Linked DNA regions of Homo sapiens: all the other regions are linked to region 2. A link is a contact called in ENCODE Hi-C data. All regions are on one chromosome and are shown on one strand. The core of a region is the stretch at or near the end of the contact, and the rest is flanking DNA. Distances in the headings are between cores, read along the strand shown.

The links. A loop is a pair of places that touch in the nucleus more often than their neighbours do. Pooled maps may share reads with other maps.
Region 1: a loop to region 2 is called in a map of naive thymus-derived CD4-positive, alpha-beta T cell, with 8 times the contacts of the local background. The contact joins the promoter of RAP2C-AS1 here to the promoter of HTATSF1 in region 2. A Hi-C loop is called at or near these places in 2 of 168 maps with a recorded cell type or tissue (both naive thymus-derived CD4-positive, alpha-beta T cell), 2 of 37 single-sample maps with no recorded cell type and 10 of 50 pooled maps.
Region 3: a pooled map shows a loop between it and region 2 (22-fold over the local background). The contact joins the promoter of MBNL3 here to the promoter of HTATSF1 in region 2. A Hi-C loop is called at or near these places in 2 of 37 single-sample maps with no recorded cell type and 7 of 50 pooled maps.

Annotation. Positions count from the first base shown.
Region 1 is chrX:132,216,504-132,219,820 of GRCh38, forward strand. It overlaps RAP2C-AS1 (RAP2C antisense RNA 1), which reads left to right and starts at 2,004. Exons shown (of 3, transcript NR_110410.1): 1 at 2,004-2,334. RAP2C (RAP2C, member of RAS oncogene family) reads right to left here and starts at 2,944. Exons shown (of 6, transcript NM_001271186.2): 1 at 2,867-2,944; 2 at 1,729-1,838; 3 at 1,413-1,509; 4 at 493-1,303. The coding sequence starts at 765. RefSeq lists silencers at 934-1,373, 1,384-1,433 and enhancers at 2,866-2,935, 3,266-3,315.
Region 2 is chrX:136,496,216-136,499,656 of GRCh38, forward strand. HTATSF1 (HIV-1 Tat specific factor 1) reads left to right here and starts at 1,377. Exons shown (of 9, transcript NM_014500.5): 1 at 1,377-1,655; 2 at 3,383-3,441. The coding sequence starts at 1,470. RefSeq lists a silencer at 718-1,387.
Region 3 is chrX:132,487,255-132,490,561 of GRCh38, forward strand. It overlaps MBNL3 (muscleblind like splicing regulator 3), which reads right to left and starts at 1,784. Exons shown (of 9, transcript NM_001386889.1): 1 at 1,597-1,784. RefSeq lists a silencer at 2,063-2,632.

The sequences.
Region 1 (3,317 bases), core at 754-3,253, 4.3 Mb before region 2:
GAAACTTGAGAGAGAAGGGGAGGGCGGCGGGAGGGGGTGTTGGGGGGTGGGAGGGGAAGGTGTGGGTGGGACAGACACAGAGGACTTATCTGTGCAACAGATAATCGGCTCCAAATAATTTTTTCAAAGTGCTCTATTTACCCGAGATTATTTGTTAGATGTTTTGTCGTGTAAGTTAATCAATACTTGTTGAATTGAGCAAGCAACTTCAGAAGGTTATATTCCAGGCGAAATATACACAGACTGACATTTCTTTTTCACTTTTCTTTCACTTAAAAATAGCTTTAAAATATTTGTTGACGCTTGTTACTTTTTACTACGCTCTATAGAAACAACCCGATAGTCTTCCATGGCAGGAGTAACCTCAAAAATGCGTCATGTCTAACTTTCAAAAGCAAAGCACAGTCATTAATGCACGGTTCAAGCAACCCAGAAGTCGATGTCGGATTACCACACCCCCTTCTAACAAATTACAAGACTTGGTTTGGTTACCTGAAAAGACTGTTGATTAACCAGGCTATAAACCAGGATGAAACCTTGGCCGTTTTTGATGTAGAGATCTCTCATGGAGGCAAACTGCTCAGTTCCTGCGGTGTCCAGAATTTCCAGCACGGAGGGGGAAGAGTCCACTTCGATCTCTTTGCGGTAGAAATCTTCAATGGTGGGGTCATATTTCTCAATGAAAGTCCCAGTGACAAACTGCACAGTAAGGGCAGATTTGCCAACCCCTCCACTCCCTAACACCACTACCTTGTATTCCCTCATGAGTCTCACCTTCACCAACTCCTACCAGAGGGGGGGAAAGATCACCCCGCTAGCTGTGGCGCGGCTAGACGAGGCGGAAGGTGGGCGGAAATCTGCGAACTGGGGAGGAGAGTGCAGAGGAGCAGAGGGCCCAACCGGGGAAGAAGAGGAAGTTACAGGAGGGGGAGGGGAAAGAGCGTAGAGTCGGGGAGGGTGGGGAAGGGATGGTAATGCCCTTCCTATAGGAACTGCAGCCCGAGCAGGGGGCGTGGGGAGGAGGGCGAGCCTGGGAAAAGCCCGGCGAGGGTGGCGAGGAGGCGCGTGCCCCCGGGAGGGAAAGGGTGGGGGCTGCGGCGAGGGGACCCTGCGGCGAGGCGGACGTCGGAGGAGCCCGCAGCCCGGGGCTGCCCGGCACTCCTCCCCCGCCCTTCACACAAAGGGGCCCAGGGACCCCGCTTCCTGCTCGCGCAGCCCAGCCGGCTCAGGCCTGAGGGCTCCGTTCCAGTTACCGCTGCCCGGGCGGGTTTCTGGGCCCCGGCTCCCGCGGGGGTCGTCCGGCCTGTGAAGGGGAGAAGGACGCACATTACCCGGCTGACCCCCGCCCCGAACCTGCGGCGCCGGCCGCCGCCTCCCCCAACTCCCACCCGGATCAAGCTACTGCCGCTTACCCCGCCGTCCGCACCCGCCCGGCCGCCGGGGAGGCTCTGTCACGCCAAGGCCATGGCCACCCGCTGGCTCCTCTGTCTCTCCGCTGCCCCAGCGCTGCTGCTCGCCGCGGGGAAAGAAGCGGGGGCCTTCCGCGGCGGCCGCAGGGACTCCAGGCGAACCCACCTCTTTTTTTTCTCACCCACCCCCCACCCCCACCCCCACCCCCACCCCCACCCCCACCAAGCACACACCCGGAAGGGTTTCCCTGACACACTGGCTGAGGTGCCCCAGTTCCCCGAGACTGGACGGGATCACTTCCGGTGGGGAAAGTCCCACCTCTTCGGGGCGAGCCGGGTGGCGCTGGAGCCGCGCCCTGCTGAGCGAGCGAGCCGGCCGGGGACGGTTTCGGGTCGGGACTCCGGCTTCGGGAACGGGCCTCTGGAAACCTGCGACGTCAGTCCTTACCCGCCCGCGGCTGCCGCGGACCGTCCCACCCCCAAACCCGTAGAAGCCCCTCCGACCTGCAACCTCCAGCCGCCCGGCCCTAGGACTTGAGCGGCTCCCTGGCCGGTGCGGAACCTGCGGGCTAATAATCTAGCGACCGGGAGAACGCCAAACATCCCTGGACTAGAAGTTGCAGGGGAAATCAAACAGCCCAGAAAGTTTATTCTCCTTGCTGGTATTTCTTCCACTTGCTATTTTGCTGAGAGATGCATGCAAACTACCCTTAGACTTTCAGATGCAGTGCGTTTTACTTAGCCGTGCCTGACAAACACACAGAACTTTTACCGTCTGGTAGATCCGCCTTGACTTTACCAGCGAATACTAAAGTCACTTAAAAAAAAATCACAAGGCTCGAAAACAGCAGCATTAGAAGTAGACTTTATGGTACTCTGCTCAGCTATGTTCTCATTTGATTCCAACCACTACACGGCAGAAAAGGTAACCAATATTCAAGAAAGATTTGATTGGAAACGGTTTAGGCCTAAAGACTAATTTATTTTAATCGTTGATTATGTATAACAATTTGCTTGGCTGGCTCTTACATGCTGAAGTTTTGTTTTAAAGGCCATCCTATGTAGTCTTTGAAATTCAAAAGCAAGTAGTAACTCTGGTGTTAGATTCTAAGTTTCTATTTTTAGATAAAATTGTTACTTCCGACTATCTTTCCCTTTGCTAGCTTTCTATTTGTAAACTTTGTGTCGGATCCACAGAGCCCCAGGGCCAGGAGTCTAGGCTGTATTTTAGGTGTGTCACTTTCTTTTCAATTCAAGCATGTACCCAGAAACCTGCGAGACTCAGTGGCCAGCCTAGCAAAAATGACTCCAAATTCCCTTACTTACAAGCCCTAAATGGCCAAACTCTATAAAGAGATTTATTACTCAGCCTAAATTGTTGGACATTAGAACACAGGCGAATCATAGTAGTGTGAGGTCCCACTGTCCCTCCCTGAGTATTCCCCAATGTCACTTACAGTCTTCAAAGGAGAGTTTAGTTCAATTTCTCCTTGACCTCAGGCCGGTGCCATCTCTCCAGCGAAGTCCCCAGCTCTGGCTCCAGCTGGCCTGGGCCCTGTGTCGTATCAGAGGCACTGCCCTCTGCTGGAAGGGGTTTGGTCTGTGAGTTATGAGTTTCCCCACAGGTCACTGCTCCTTTCACACGTGCTGTTGCCTGATTTGGAGCTCTGCTGCTCATCTCCCTGCCTAGCTGTCTCCAGACTGTCTGGTGGGATTCACAGCCCTCCACCAGCCGTGCTTGTAACTGAGTCTGGAAATTCCTCTTCTGATCCAGCCAGTGTTGAGCAATCGTGGCAAGTCTTTGCTCTATTACTAAACTGTCAAAGCAAGGAGTTCTTTTTCAGGTCATCCCACCTGTTGGCAATTCTAATATCTCTGAATGTGTTGGTCATGCTTAGGAGAGAGTTC
Region 2 (3,441 bases), core at 127-2,626:
CCTGGAACCAAAAAGTTTGAGAACTGCTGTCCTCCAGCATCTCATATCTGTCAGGTGCCAACCATCTTAATTCTGTCTCCCCTGAGCTGTGCCTGTCTTGTCAACTCCTGGGTCGCCAGAGCCTCACGCAGTGCCCTGCACTTAGTAGGGGCTCAATAAATACCTGCCCAACTTAAAAATATGGACCTTTTCCTTTTCAGCAATGAGTGTAATTCCTGAAAACAAAGTTCTGTTTAGAACAAAAAGTATGCTGTGTCTTTCTAAAAGAATGACAAAGAAGCGGAGTTTCCCGGCCAATAAAGCTGGTGTTTACACTGGGATGTTTACATTTATGCTTAAGTTTCAAGTTCGAAGCTCGAGCGCCACTGAAATCTGCAGTACAAGAGGCAGGCAACTGCTGCCCTTTCCATCCTTCCCACGGAGTCGAACTCCAGCCAGAGGAAGGTATGAGACCGATAAAGGAGAAGGCTGACACCAGAAAAAGAAAGTTGGCCCTTCTACCCCTCATTCGTTCATTCATTCGCTCATTCCGCATTAGACACCAGAGCCGGTGCCAGGAGTTTAGGCTACCAAGATGAACAAGATCCGGTGTCTATCCCCGGGTGTCGTAAAGAAACAAGTAAAAGACGCGGTTCCTGAGCGGGGGAGGGGCCTTTGGGCGAAGGAGGCGCGTCGTTTTCTCGAAGCCAGAGAAATTTGTCCTGTCCGCCCCACCCACTCCCCTAAGATGGCGCCCTCGCGAAACCCGCCCGGCCACCCCCGCGAGGGAATATTCCCACGCCTTCCTTCCGTTTCCCTCCCGGGCCGGCCGATCCGCCGGGGACCCCGCGGAGCTCAAGGCCCTTGAGGCGCCGCGGGATCCCAGTGGCCCTCGCCCCGCCCCAAACCCGACCCCGGTGGGCGTCGACGCGCAGCAGCAGCGGGTCCCCCCAACCCCGGCGCCCCGCCTCCCCGGGCCTCGCGCCGCATGCCGGCGTCGGCGCTTTTTGACGCCATAGTGGGCGTGTCGGCGCGACCCGCGACGTCGCCACGCGCCGACAATGGCGGCTGCGTCGGCCTGAGCAGGGCTTAGTTTAGAAGTAATTTCCTGACGTTGCCGAGGGAGCCGCAGTCGCCTCAGATCCGGTCGGCGGCGGCGGCGGTGGCGGCGGCGGCAGCGCGCCTGCGCGCTCCCGCAGCGCCCTGGACCTAGCGGCGGTGCCGAGGCCCGGCGGAGCAAGCCAGGTGGGCGGCGGCGCGGCCGAGCTCACAGCATCAGCGCGCGCGCGCGGTGGGCGGGCAGAGAGGGGGGCGGTGCAGCCGCCGAGCGGCCGCGATTTCCCGGGGACTGCTGGGGCGCAGCGGGGAGGCGGGCCGGGGGGCGGCGGGGCGCGAGCAGAGCGCGGTTGACCTCCCTTTCTCTGCTCAGCTCCAGCGTCATTTCGGCCTCTTAGTTCTTCTGAACCCTGCTCCTGAGCTAGGTAGGAAACATGAGCGGCACCAACTTGGATGGGAACGATGAGTTTGATGAGCAGTTGCGAATGCAAGAATTGTACGGAGACGGCAAGGATGGTGACACCCAGACCGATGCCGGCGGAGAACCCGATTCTCTCGGGCAGCAGCCGACGGACACTCCCTACGAGTGGGACCTGGACAAAAAGGCTTGGTTCCCCAAGGTAGGAGAGTGCCACGGGCGCCACTGCAGAGCGGGCCGCCTGGCCAGCCTCGCGGGGCACTCCTTTTACGTTTGCTTTGCTGAGATCCTTGGTCCTTGGTCCTAGCCCCCTTGAATAGCGACGCTTCTTTTTGTTGTGTTTGTTGGGGCACCGATGTGTAAAAGAACGTAAATCTTTAGGGTAGTGTCTTAAATGTAATTTTTAAGTCTTTTCTATGCTTTATTAATCTTGTCTGTGAAGGTCACAGTTGATTATTACATGACTGCTTTTTATTGCAAAGAGGAAAAATACCAAGAACAAATTTAGTAGCTGTCCATTTCTGGTAGCCAACCCCACTTGTCCTAGGAACTCAGATGTTTAGCTTATGTACTATGTGCAAAATGCAGTTTCTTGATTTCTTTTTTAAAGTAGCTGTTTATATAGCTTTACTAATTGAACTTTCTTTGCACCTTGCTTTACTTTCCTAGTAAATTTTGTCCCTAGGCATATATGTTTGAACCATATAACCACAGGAATAAGACTGGAGATACACAGAATACAGATGGAAAATCTGTGTATGTTTGTTTGGAATACTTGGAAATTGCTAAGTATTTTTATTTCAGCTTCGAAGTAAAATAACTAATGTTAAACTTGATTCTGTAAACTTTGTGGTAAAAGTGCCCTTTTAATCTGGCTCTCATGAGCAGGAAAGGGCACACTAATAGCACACAAATTGACTTGCAAGTCAATGATACAAAACCTGTCTCCACTGCGCGACTGGACTGCTATTGTAAAAATTCTTTTGCAACTTTTCTTTCCCATTCTGTATTTGTATATATATTCCAATCCCTCCAGATTGTTAAAATTTACGATTTCACTTCTGTGTTGGTAGTGCTAGTTTGAGTGCAGATTTGGTTTCTTCAGCATTCTGAATACTTTTAACAAAGGTGTGATAATGGATTAATGTGTGACTTTATCCTTTTATGTTGTTGAAGCCCATACCTCTTCAAACTTTGGGTTTTACATTTTCCCCATTCCATGCCTGCCTAATATTGATTGGTATGATGATATAACTATATTTCTTTCGTTTTGCAATAACGCTTTTCCCCCAAAGGGGAGGAAGATAGATATGAGTTGGATTTGTCTTTAATTTGTTCTGATACTAAAATATAACGTCATTTAATTTGTGATAAAGTTAAAATGAGCATTTAGTTTTACAATTGTTAACCCCATTCTTTATATACCAAATCAGAGTTCTGTTCTGTGTGCTCTCTGCATACAGATATTTAAGTACTTATTGTACATGTATATTGGTGCATCTGTACAGTAAGAGAAAATTGGATTCTGTGGTTAGATTATTCATTGACTGTTGGTTTTTATTGTTTTATTATCTGGTTCTTCCTTTGTTGTATGTATTTGTAGCCTTAGTCAAGTAGTGTAGAGAGGTAGTAATTAATAAATGAAACAACTAGAAAAGGTGCCAGCATCACTTAAAATGCTTTAAATCGTATCTCAGACTTTTGCATTGATCATCTAAGTACTTGTGTCTTATTTTTTATCACCGTATGCACAATTTTCTATAGAAGGTGACTATTCTTGCATTTATACCTTAATAACTACAACTATTATCCACAGAAACACTTTTGTGTTAAGTTGTATAACTATGCTGTAAAAACACAATTTAAACTTCTTATGAGTGGAAATAATTTTGAATTTCTCTGTCCGGGTCTGTTGAATTGCTTGTGTAGATTACTGAAGATTTCATTGCTACATATCAGGCCAATTATGGCTTCTCTAACGATGGCGC
Region 3 (3,307 bases), core at 534-3,033, 4.0 Mb before region 2:
TCACTAAAAATGGGAGAAGTTGCTTTTTCTCATCCTCCCTTTACCAAAATGCAAGTGTTTATTGCTCTACCTGCAGGAACTCTCATTTTAGACATGAAGCAATGAATTGCCCCACATACTTCTTTCAAGAATAATATGAAAAACTGCTGAAAATTTGTTGTATAGTAATTCCATTGTAAACAGTTTGGTTGTTTGTTTCTAGGTAGACTACAGCACCTGGGCAGAAAACTGCACCATGCTTTAATAAGGGCAAAACAATATTTTTCTCCCTTTCCACACACTTGCTAAATTTAGTAGCAGAGCGTCTGCCAACCAAGTAGTTTCTACTGCTTTGGGAGAAGGAGTGAACAGCGATAGAATATTATCAGCTGAGCTGTGGGCAGAAGCCCATTTTAGTCTATATTTGAAGAAGTGTTGGTAAATATGAAAGCATCCCCCAAAAGTATCGCACATTAGAAAAAAGTTAAAAATTATTTTAAAAAGTAGTTAAACATTCAGGATTAGATTTTCATGGGCCAAGGAGAAGATGGAAATATAATCAGGAAAAATCCAAGGTGTCTGATAAGCCTCATTGTCTATTTACCTTTCACTGGAGGGGGAAACAAAACAAAACAAAATTCAGATAAATTGTATCAAGCATGGATGTTTAGTCATTCCCACATACCAACAATCTGTTTTCCAAACATTATATCAGTAATCACCCAAACGTTTATTCACTAAAGCAGGGAGTCCGCTTAATAAAAAAAGTACCAATCACTTCAAAATTAAATCTTGCAAGTTTTGTTTTAATTGATTCTTTCCCATGAAGTCTACCCACAAATACGGAGAGGCTGTGGGGATCCCAGCTCAATTTACAAACGATGTAAGAACATCTAGGAGAAAATAACTCCTTTAAAACATATTACTTTAATTAGAGCCACAATTAATTTATCTGTTTTATCTATCATCTAGCTAGCTAGCTAGCTAGCTAGCTATCTAAGAGTGCTCAGAAAAACACACAGTAGGTCTATTACCCTAATTATGAAACCACAACAAAGAATCACTTAAATGTCAACTTTCATTACTCGTCTGGGTTTAATTTCGTTTTCTTACCATAAAAGCTTATTGTGTGAGTGTTAAAAACTAAAGTTCCCTTTTTAATAGTCTCCTAAAATCTACTCTCATGCCCTTCAAACCCCAGTAGTAAAAGCGAGCTGCCCAAACGTGTTGACTCAGGGCAGGAAGAGACAAGGTTCTGCAAGGAAGCTGTGGCACTGCTCACGATATCGCGTGAAAATGGGGAAATTCGTTGTTAAAAAGCATTTGCTGATTATATGCCATGCAAGAAGTTCCTTTAAATTAAAAAGAAGAAAGTAGAAAAAAAGAAAGAAGGAAGGAAGGGGAGGAGGAAGAGAAGAGGAGGAAGAGAAGGAAGAAGAAAAAGGAGGAGGAGGAAAGGAGGAGGAAAATGATCAAAGCTCTAAAATCGCAACAAAGTTGCAGGATGACTTTTCCTCCTATTTGCTATTTTGTAAAATGAAGTTTAAAAGGCATTATTTCCTCGGCGTCCGAGGAAGGCAGCCTCTCTTACAAATCCCAATTCATCTCCAGCCTTACCTTACGCTGCTAGCGCAAACCCAGAGGCTAAGGGGCCCTGCTCTCAGCGGCAGCAGCAGGGGCAGCGGCAGCGACAGCGGCACATGCCATCTGTTAGCGGCAGAAGCAAAAGCAGCGCTGCGCGAGGTGGCCCCGGTGCCGGGAGAGCCTTTAGCAGGGGTGCATACTGAATGCCGCCATTTTAAAGCGAGGTTCCTGAAATCATTAGATATAAGCAAATTAAAGCCCGCCCCACCTCCAGAACTTCAGGGCTGGGACTTGCAACCCGGCTCCAAGTCGGCCGCTCTGGGGTATAAAATGTCAAGTCTACAGACACGCGCACGCTGACTCTCGGACGGAGGCGACGGTTCCCCCTCTCCCTTCGGCCCCCTTGACCCCTTCGTGCTTTTTGCAAGACTCCTTTCGGTTCCAGGGGCCAGAATACTTTCTTTTCTGGGCTCCTCGAGGCCCCTTCCCGGGGCCGGCCGGCGGGCTGTGGGAGGAGGGGACAAGGCCACGGGCCGGCCCTACCCGCTCCTCCCAGGCTCTTGGTTCAGTCCACTCGGAGCACACCTCGGAGCGCCCCAGCTCCCTCGCGGAGGCCGGGCGTGGGGCTCCCGCCCGGGCTCGCAGCTACCATAGCAACCCCGGTCCCAACCCCGCCCGGCCTTTGCCAAAGGCGTGCCCTCCTCCCGGGCCAGTGCCCTCCGCCGGACGCCAGACGTCCCCTCGCGCAGCCCCGCCGACCCCAGGCAGCCCGGGCTGGGGCCGCGCCTCCGTGCGTCCCGCGCCGGACAGACGCGGCACGCGGAGGGAAACGGCGCCAGCGAGGGGCTTTAGGCGCCAAAACGGAAACTCCCGCGAAACTCCGCGGGCCAGCGGAGCGCGGGCGGGCATCCGGAGCGCCGGACTCGGAAGCGGCGCACGCGGCCGCCCGGCCCCGCCCCGCCCGGCCAGGTAGCGCGGCGCCGCCGCCAACCTCACCTGGCTCCGCGCGCCGCTGCGGGACGGGCGGGAATGCGGCCAAGGGCCGCCCCGGCTCCCGCGCCCACCCCGGACTCTCTGGCCTCCGCCTCTCTCTCACTGCTCCCAAAGAGCGCCAAAAAGTCGCGCTGCGGCTCACGCTCGGAGTGCGGGCACTTTCTTCCTGTAGGGCGCTGTTTCGTCGCGAAATATATTCTTTGTGTGGTTCGCTCACTCGTGCCTGGTTCTCCGAGAGCGCAGCGCGGGCTTTATTCTCAGGGGGTGTGGCGCCTCGCCCCCAAACCCAGCAGCCCAGCCCCCGCTGCACAGACCCTTTGTCATTTCATTAGGAAGGGAAAGGGGGACAAATCATAACGCTCAGATTTTACAAAAGCGAAAACAAACGAAGCAGGCACACATCCCCAGAGGCGGGGTTGGGGTAGGGGTGCAAAGTTTCTGGCTCTTCAGGAACTGAAGTGCCAGTGAGAAAGGCAGTGTGGTTCACAGCGGGACGCTCATAGACACTTCCCAGACAGGTGAGGCGAAATGGGTCCTTTCAAAATTGATCTTAGTCGATGAATAAGTCCACTCGCTACAGGCTAAATAAATACATTCATACTCACCAGCTGCCTTCTTGGGGGTTTTATCTTTCATAAATGCCCCAATCGTTTATTTCCCTCTAAGAATTTCAGACAGGGAAATGCTGATCAGTGCAATCTGTTCCCCTTCTTCCACGGAGTTTGCAGGATAAGAGGAACCCTGAGGTAAG